2 separate regions of the Homo sapiens genome follow, and region 2 is linked to region 1. Evidence: read pairs that join two places in POLR2A ChIA-PET (ENCODE). Cell type or tissue: GM12878. All regions are shown on one strand.

The links. ChIA-PET counts read pairs that join two places held together with the same protein. Peaks named below come from ENCODE experiments on the same cell type or tissue, not always from the same donor. Only the 100,000 strongest peaks of a DNase experiment are listed, where the experiment ranks them.
Region 2: POLR2A ChIA-PET joins it to region 1 with 6 read pairs; 3 of 35 experiments call an interaction of 5 or more read pairs at or near these places.

Annotation. Positions count from the first base shown.
Region 1 is chr11:102,536,247-102,541,246 of GRCh38, forward strand. No RefSeq gene overlaps it. Among named protein-coding and RNA genes, the nearest start is that of MMP7, 8.0 kb to the left of the region's middle. In GM12878, no CTCF peak of the experiment used is centred here; no DNase peak of the experiment used is centred here.
Region 2 is chr11:102,358,866-102,363,865 of GRCh38, forward strand. BIRC2 (baculoviral IAP repeat containing 2) reads left to right here. Exons shown (of 9, transcript NM_001166.5): 4 at 4,031-4,109; 5 at 4,803-4,851. Among named protein-coding and RNA genes, the nearest start is that of BIRC2, 14 kb to the left of the region's middle. RefSeq lists an enhancer at 2,586-2,635. In GM12878, no CTCF peak of the experiment used is centred here; a DNase peak (open chromatin) is centred at 2,826.

The sequences.
Region 1 (5,000 bases):
GTCACATCTAAGAATCAACTGCCAAATCCAAGGTCACGAAGATTTATTTCTACATTTTCTCCTAAGAGTTTTATGGTTTTAGCTATTATATTTAGGTCATTGTTCCAGATGCTTTGATTCTGATAGCTTTCCTTTTCATACCTTTGATTTCTTCTTGCTGTAGTGTGATTTTCTGCTTTGGTGATCTGAGCAGACTGACTTAACTTGTAATTATGTTAAAGGAGAGTTATTCAGCCCCGGTTAGATTCCTTCTGTGTTACAGTGACTGAATATTTAACCTTTATGAAATTCAACTTCCTTATCCGAAAAATGGAAATAGTACTTTTCCTTAGGGTTGTGGTGAGGATTAAATGAGAAGATTAAGTGTATAAAAGACTTAGCAGTGTTTTTGAAGCACAGTAAAAGCTCAGTAAATGCTGGCTAGTATTGATGTCATTGTTGTCATTATTATGCTGAAAGTTTGTATGTAATATAATATCATTTTTCCCCATCTGTGAACCTAGCGTGGAGATCAGACATGTATAAAGGAAAGATACAAGGTTTAAATGATTCTGTTCCAATAATTTTTATTGATGCCAATGTTTTCTGAGACACAAGGAAGTAACTATCTTAAATATTTCAATGTGATTTGTTATAATAATCAACCAAACTAATCTCCTTACTATAGAAGCTATTAAGCTTTTAAACAAGAAAAGCACATCGTCTTTATGTCAATAAAATCTTTGGGTGTACAGTATGAACAATGGAACAAATTCACGGGAAAAAGTCACGAAAATTGAAATAGGGTAAATCAGATAGGAAAAGTAACAGGATTTTAATTTCAAATGGAAACATTTTATATTCAACAGCAGGATTTATGCAGAGAAAGGGAAGGTGGTGGAGCACCTTAGTGGACACACCTGTTGATATGGGTGGCCCTCCCTCTATTTGGGTGAGGGGCAAATAACAAGGTGACATCTAAGCCTTTTGCAAGGCAAGTGTGAACTGCTGCAGCAACATTGCCTCTCAGTGCAGCTGCCATTGCCCTGGGGCTCATGCATCAGTGGATGGAAAGTTCTAGAACTACAGGAAGAAGGAGCATAAAGAGGAAAGGACAGTGAAGGAGAGGATGGTCTGAGAGACTACAGCCTTCCTCAGATGCCATGCTATCAGAAGCTAGCTCTCTCCACCACCAAAGGGAGGAAGCAAAATCAAAACCACTTATTCTTCCTTTCTGTCTATTCCTTCGTTTCCCCCCAAACTGCAGCCTATGAAGAATTTAGACGTTAGTTAACTAAGTACCTCTCCCCTGCTTGCAAGAGGAAGGGCAGGGAAACTTTCAAATGGGGCTAGATATTTTTTCCATCAGTGCCAATTTTTACAAGTTACACTTCAGAAAGAAAGTGAAGTAATAATCCTTGTCCCAGCCTGAACTCTGAAGTGGGATGTAACTGTATGCTTGACCTCCTCCATACAGACTCACAGAAGTAGCTTTGTATAATAGATTTTACTGGTGAGTAGGGAGTAGGGAGAGGCAAGTTTCAGCCCAGGATCATACTGTAGATAACTTAAAAATTAATATTAAGCTTCCCTGTTCTTAAAAAAAAAAAATCTTTCACCAAATAGATCTTCTGATCCTGCCCTGGCTTTTCCTATTCTATTTTCCTTCAGTCCTTCCAATGAACTTTCATTCCTTTTTTAAAATTAGGGGCCCTTTACTAATCTCTAGGCTGTCTCCTTATAATCCAAGCACTCAAGGCCTTCCTTTCCATTGTCAAGCAGTTAGTTAGGTTTGTTGTTGTTGTTGTTTAAACAAAGACAGTTATTTCTCTAGAGAAACTCTGTGCCTACTGGTGAAACAAGAACTTAGCTGCTCAGCTACATCAGATAACATGAATTCCCCTTAGAGTTTGTATAGAGGTAATCATAGTTATGACTATATTTTATTTCATGATTAAAAAAATAGAAGCAAATAATTTACTTCAGATCATGCCTAGAACTGTGATGGCAAAAATTCTCTGAGTAATTACTTGGACTATCTGAGAATATTTTTGTCTTTCAATGAGTTACTCTAAGAATATTTGACCTTCCCTGTCCTCTCTTTTCTCATGTTTAGATTAATATTGAAAACGAATTAGATTGATGCTTAGAGCCAAAATATTTATTGGGACTTTTTATTGTATTGTTTATATCCATAGCTTTATGCAGTTTACAAAGCTAAAATCAGCAATAATTTTTGAAGAAATCCAAGCACCTAGAGCTTGGGCTGACTCAGGAGGAGGAGGGATAGAGATACCCAACACACCGAATCAGCTTGCCACTAACTAATCTGTCGAAAGGGCAGCCCCTGGACTCTGGCTGGACCACACCACCACACTCTCTGGTTCTTTTGAGGCCAGATCTGTGGTTCAGCAAGGGTGGTATCTTCACTCATTTTTCTCATGTGGTTATGGCTGAGGGAATTTGCAGGTTTAAGACTGGGTTCAAGTTGGGCACAGTGGCTCATGCTTGTAATCCCAGCACTTTGGGAGGCTGAGGTGGGAGGATCACTTGAGCCCAGAAGTTCAAGATCAGCCTGGGCAACATAGGGAGACTCCTGTCTCTACACAAATAACAAAAAAAAAATTAAGCCAGGGATACTGGATTAAGATGGCAGGTAGGAGGCAGGACTAGCTTTCAGCTCCCACTCTGATGGACAGAGCATGTGGAGACTCACATCATGAACTTTTGCTCCAAGAAGTATGGCAGGAATATATCAGGAAAGCTGAGAGAATCCACAGACCCTTTGAAGGAACTGGATCACCTCTGCAAACTCCCTGACACGCCAAAAAACTGTGAGTCGGCTTGCTTTCTCAACAAGGAGGCTCATGATCTGGGGCAAGTTCTCAGCCCTGGTCACCGGCTGCCTGGAAATAGTGCTGTTGAGGGGACATGGTGGGAGTGAGACTAGTCTTTAGGACTGAAGGCTGAGTGGGAGTGGGGTGAAGCCTATGACTAAACAGAGGCAGCCATAATCCCCCTGGGAATATAAATACATTAGACTGGGAACCGCATTCCCATCCCTGACAGTAGCTGCAGCAACTCCCACCCAAGGAGAGTTTTGAGCTCAGACACACCTAACCCTGCCCCCACCTGGTGGTCTTTCTGTACCTGTTCTGGTAGCTGAAGACAAAGGTCATAATCTCTTGGGAGCTCTATGGCCCTGCCCACCACCTGAGAAACCTGAATACTTAACCAGGTGTCCCTAGGGCATGTTTGCATCCTCCCTATAGGACTGCAGCTGATGCACTTTTGAATGTGCCATTTCCTGGCTGAAGGCCAACCAACACAAAACCAGCACACTAAGCAAGAAACACAACCAAGGACCCTCAGAGTTCACTTTACTCCCCTGCTATTTCCACCAGAGCAGGTGCTGGTATCCATGGCTAAGAGACCTGAAGATGGATCACATCACAGGACTCTCTGCAGACACTCCCCACTACCAGCCCAGAGCCCAGTAGCTACACTGGGTGGCTGGACCCAGGAGAGCAATAACAATCACTGAGGTCTGGCTGTCAGGAAGCCTCATTCCTAGGGGAAGGGGGAGAATACCACATCAAGGGAGCACCCCGTGGGACAAAAGAATCTGAACAACAGCCCTTGATTCCCAGATCTTCCCTCTGATGTAGTCTACCCAAATGAGAAAGAAACAGAAAAACACTTCTGGTAATACGACAAAACAAGGTCCTTTAACATTTCCAAAAGATCATACCAGCTCACCAAAAATAGATCTAAACCAAGGTGAAATCTCTGAATTGCCAGAAAAATAATTCAGAAGGTCAATTATTAAGCTAACCAAGGAGGCACCAGAGAAAGGTAAAGTCTAAATTAAAGAAATCAAAAACATGATATAGGATATGAAAGGAAAATTCACCAGTGAAATAGCATAAATAAAAAACAGTCACAACTGGAAATTAAGGACACACTTAGAGAAATGCAAAATGCACTGGAAAGTCTCAGAAATAGAATCAAACAAGCAGAAGAAAGAACTTCAGAGCTTGAAAACAAGACTTTTGAATTAACCCAATCCATCAAAGACAAAGAAAATAGAAAAAAAAAAAAAAATGAACAAAGCCCCCAAGAAGTTTGGGACCGTGTTAAACATGTAAACTTAAGAATTATCAGTGTTCCCAAGGAAGAAGAGAAATCTAAAAGTTTGGAAAACGTATTTGAGGGAATAATCAAGGAAAACTTCCCTGGCCTTGCTAGAGATCCAGACACCAAATACAAGAAGCTCAAAGAACACCTGGGAAATTCACCATAAAAAGATCATCGCCTAGGCACATAGTCATCAGGCTATCTAAAGTCAAGACAAGGGAAAGAATCTTAAGAGCTGTGAGGGAAAAGCATCAGGTAATCTGTAAAGGAAAATCTATCAGATTAACAGCAGATTTCTCAGCAGGAACTTTATAAACTAGAAGGGACTGGAGTCCTATTTTTAGTCTCCTTAAACAAAACAATTATCAGCCAAGAATTTTGTATCCAGTGAAACTAAGCTTCATAAATGAAAGATACAGTCTTTTCCAGACAAACAAATAGTGAGAGAATTTGCCACTGCCAAGCCAGCACTACAAGAACTGCTAAAAGGAGCTCTAAATCTTGAAACAAATATTTGAAATATACCAGAATAGAAACTCCTTAAAGGATAAATCTAACAGGACCTATATAGCAATAACACAATGAAAAAAAAAAACAAACCAAGATAATCAGGCAACAAATAGCACAATGAATAGAACAGTACCTCACATCTCAATACTAACATTGACTCTAAATGGCCTAAATGCTCCACTTAAAAGACACAGAATGCGTAAGAATTCACCAACCAAATTTCTGCTGTCTTCAGAGACTCACCTAACACATAAGGACTCACATAAACTTAAATTAAAGGGGTGGAAAAAGATATTCCATGCAAATGGACACCAAAAGCAAGCAGGAGTAATTATTCGTATATCAGATAAAACAAACTTTAAAGCGACAGCAGT
Region 2 (5,000 bases), 180 kb before region 1:
GTCTCTTGTAGACAACCTGTAGCTGAATCTTGTTTTCTTTATCCATTCAGCTGCTCTTTATCTTTTGATAGGAGAATTTGGCCCATTTACATTCAAGGTAACTATTGATGGGTAAAGACTTCTGTCATTTTGTAATTGTTTTCTGATTGTTTGGCAGATTATTTGTTTCTTCCTCTCTTGCTGTCTTCCCTTGTGTTTAGATGATTTTCTGTGGTGGTATGCTTTGATTCCTTTATATCTTTTGTGCATCTACTATTGGTTTCTACTTTGTGGCTATCATGAGGTTTACATAGAACATCTTATAGTTATAGTAGTCTGTTTCAAGCACTAACAACTTAATTTCAATTGCATTAAAAAACTGTACTGTTACTCAGACCCTCCTGCACATATTTTATGTTTTTGATGTCATTATTTGCATTTTATATTGTGTATTCATGAAAAAATTATTGAAGCTATAGTTATTTTTAATACTTTTTTTTAAAAACCTGTATTTTAGAATTAAGTAATTTACACATGACCATTACAAATTTAGTATATTATTAATTTGATTATATATTTATCTTAACAGTGAGTTTCATACTTTCATATGTTTCCATGTTGCTAATTAGTGTCCTTTCATTTCAGCTTGGAGAACTCTTCAGCGTTTCTTGTAAGGCGCGTCCAGTGGTGATAAACTCCCTCAGCTTTTGTTTGTCTGGGACTGTTTATATCTCTTTCATTTCTGAAGGACAGCTTTGCTGGGATACATATTCTTGTCTGGTAGTTTTGTCTTTCAGCACTTTGAATATATCATCCAACTCTCTCCTGGCCTACAAGGTTTTTGCAGAGAAATCCACTTGTGGTCTTATAGGGTTTCTCTTGTAGAAGATGAGTTTCTTTTCTGTTACAGTTTTAAAATTCTCTTTCATCTTCTATTTTTGCCAGTTCATTATAATGTGTGTCAGTGAAGTCTTCTTTGGGTTGAATCTTTATGGGGTCCTATGAACTTCCTGTACCTGGATATCTTTCCCTAGATTTATGAAGTTTTCAGCATTTTTTTTTTAAATCAGCTTTCTGTCCTTTCTCTCTTTTCCTTCTTGAATTCTCGGGTTTGTTTTTCATTTTCTTGGGTTTTTTTTTTTGATGGTGTCTTGTTCTGTCACCCAGGCTGGAGTGCAGTGGCATGATCTCAGCTCACTGCAACCTCCACCTCCCAGGTTCAAGTGATTCTCCTGCCTCAGCCTCCCACGTAGCTGGGACTACAGGTGTGCACCACCATGCCCAGCTAATTTTTGTATTTTTAGTAGAGACGGGGTTTTGCCATGTTGGCCAGGCTGGTCTTGAACCCCTGACTTCATGTGATCCACCCGCCTCAACCTCCCAAAGTGCTGGATTACAGGTGTGAGCCATCGTGCCTGGCCTTGAATTCTTAAAATGCAAATATTGTTTTGCTTGATGGTGTCCTATAATTCAGGTAGGCTTTCTCCACTATTCTTTTTTTTTTCTTTTTTTCTCCTCTGACTAGATAATTTCACATGATCTGCCTTTGAGTTCACAGGTTCTTCTGCTTGATCAGGTCTGCTATTGATGCTCTCTATTGCATTTTTTGTTGTTATGTTCTTCAGCTCCCGAATTTGTTTCTTTTTATTATTCCTATCTCTGTGTTGAATTTCTCATTTGTTTGTATATATTTTTTTATTTCATTATCTGTGTTCTTTTGTAGCTCACTGAGTTTGCTTGAAACAATTATTTTGAATTCTTTATCTGTTAGTTCATAGATCTCCATTTCTTTGTGGGTGATTACTGGAAAATTACTGAGTTTCTTTGCTAATGTCACGTTTCTTTTTTTTTTTTTCTTTCTGTTTCTTGTGGCCTTGTGTTATCTGTGTATTTGATGGACGAATTACTTCTAGACATTACAGATTAGTGTGTTTTTTTTGTTTTTTTTTTTGTGGGCAAAGATCTTTGCCTGTGGGTGAGGGTGAGGGTGAGGGCGCCAGCCAGTAGGTGTGGTGGTTCTGGCTCTGTGGAAGGCCCAGCATTGTGAACTCCATGCAGCTCCATTAGCCCAGATCATTGTCAGTGAGGATTGCAGGGGTCCTCAACATCCAAGGCTGCAGGTATCCATACCAGCAGCAAGGCTTTTTTTAGTCTATAGTGGCAGAGGCTGCTGGGGACCTCTTCATCACTTTTTCTCCCATGGGAGACATTGTGGCCAAGGGGATTCTTCTTGGCACAGGTTCTGGCTTTGGGCTTGTTGTGTTGGTGGAGGTGGCAGCACTGATGTCTCTGATGGCGTGGACACCTGTGGAGCAGCTACAGAGCCAAGGTTTGGAGTGCAAGTGTTTGCAGAAAGACAGCGGGTCTTGGGTTCAGGATGTTGACTAGCCTGCAGCAGTGGTGCTTCTAGTGCCTCAGATGTGGGTGCACGTAGAGCAGCCTTTGAGTTGGGTGCGGAGTGCAGGTGTGCAGAGCAGCCAGAGAGCTGGGATCTGGAGAGTGTGTGATTAGAGCAGCCACAGAGCAAAGGTCTTACATGAAGGTACATGTGAAGCAGCTGTGGCTCTGGGGTCTGGGGCATATGTGGGGGTTAGGGGCTGCACTGTCTGGGCAGTGCAAGAGCTGCTTTTTTTCAGGGTGAGGAGTGCAGTAGTGTCTCCCTCTCCAGGGGGTTCACAGCAGCAATGGGTGCTGGTTACCTTAATGGTGAAAGCTGTCAGTGTCCTCTGCAAAGTAGGCTACTGGGGTTGGCATCAATGAACACTATAGGGTCCTTCACTGTGAAACCTGCAGGAAGTCTGTGGCTATCTTGAGGGTTATTGGAGGTCTCCAGGGACCTGCTCTGGGGAGGAGCCTAGCAGTCTTTGCCACTGAGGACTGTAATGGCACTCACCACATGACTGATACAGGTAGCCCTCACCCCTTGTTCTTAGCCATCTCCAGATGTCTCTGCTAAGCAGATCTCCCAGCAGTCCTTTCTGTGTGGTTATTCTCCCTTTTTTTTTTTTTTCCCTTTATTGCTGTAGGCTGATTGGGCTAGTGAGTTCTTCCAGAGCTGTATTTGTGTATAGCTGTCTGTTTGTTGTTTTTTGTGGGTGGAAGAAGGCTGATGTCTCCTAGTCTGCTGTCTTGCTGATGTCACTCTTGCAAACTTTCAGTCTGCGGCTTTTCATTTCTTTAACATTGTCTTTTGAAGAGCAGATGTTTTCAATTTTGATGATGTCAATTTATCAATTTTATCTTTTGTGGAATATGTTTTTGGTCTTTTGTCTAATAATTCTTTACCCAATGTAAAGACAAATAAAGACAAGGCTTTTTCCTAGAAGTTTTATTGTTTTTGGTTTTATATTTAGGTATATGATCCATTTTTACTATTTTTGCATATAATATGGGCATAGGTCAGTGTTCCTTTTTTTTAACATATGAATATTCTGTTGTATAGTATCATTTATTGAAGAAACAAAAGGAATAGAATAGATATAGATGGTATGTGAACTTCTTGGAACATCTTTGAGAAGCCCTATCAGTTTAAAAACAAATATTTGAGAAACACTGTCATATTATATATAGATAAAAATATTTGATTCCATATTTTTTGGAGGGAAGGTAGTGGATTCTGGCTCAAATGTAATGGAAGAGTGAACATTGAAGAAAAATGAGCAGTTATTGTATTGTGAAAGATCACATTTTAGGAATACTGAGTTAATAGTATCTGAAACTGTTAAGTAGTTCACTTTAAGCACAAAATAGATTGTGTATAATAGTGTTCTTCAGGAGTCAACTTGTTCCCCTTTGTAGGTGCAGACGCTTTTCTTTTTGTTGTTGTGTTAATGGATTGAATTAGAAAATACCGTGATATATAACACACAGAAGGATGTATATTGTTTTATGATAATTTTGTTCCTGTTAGATATGTATGTGTTCTGGGTTGTGACGTAAAATGTTTTTACTATGGAGTACAATGAAAGATTTGAAAGCCATTTTTCTAGAATGATCAGGTTATATTTGATATGAAACAATTTTAAAAAATAATTTTCCTCATATGTTTTAGGTGTGAGTTCTTGATACGAATGAAAGGCCAAGAGTTTGTTGATGAGATTCAAGGTAGATATCCTCATCTTCTTGAACAGGTAAATACATTTTTAAAATTAACAACATTGAATTCTGCTTTATAATAACAAAAATATTATTAGGTTGGTATAAAAGTGATCATGATTTTTGCCATTGAAAGTCATGGCCAAAACCGTGATCACTTTTGTACCAACCTATATTAGAAGTTATGCTTATTTCTCTTTTATTAATTGTAGGTACATACTTTCATCCATGTTAATGACATCTTTGGTTTTTACTTTTGTAACCAACTTGATTTTTGAGGGCTTTTTAAAAAAGATTGTTTTTTTGTTTTTACTATTTTGAAAAATCATTTATGCTGCCACTGTACAAATTTGTGATGGGATTGGAGAAGGATCTTTAGTGTCTCTTTGCTGTTTTCCAGAAAAACAAACAAAAAATAACTTGTTAGGAGCTGAGACCCTTGGAGAGTAACCCAGTTAAAATCTTATTTTCCAAATGAAATGAGAAACCACTGATACATTTTTCTACTTTCCTGAAACTAGAGAAATACTTGATTTCTAATTTGGGATGACATGAAATTTAAGGAAATCTATGTGATTAGGGTAAAAGAAAGCAAAGCAAAGGTCATAAATCACTCAGTTCTCAAAAGAACATATACATTTACTTAAAGTAAGCTTATTTTAGTGTTGTTCTTTTCAGATTGTTGGGGATATCTGCTTTTACCTATTAACTTTTCTCTTGTTTCATAGCTGTTGTCAACTTCAGATACCACTGGAGAAGAAAATGCTGACCCACCAAGTATGTATGAGATAATTTTAAGTATAGAGTGTAAATTTTTATAAGAATTTTAGGAATAGGCTGGGTGCAGTGGCTCATGCCTGTAATCCCAACACTTTGAGAGGCCGAGGTTGACAGATCACCTGAGGTCAGGAGTTCGAGACCAGCCT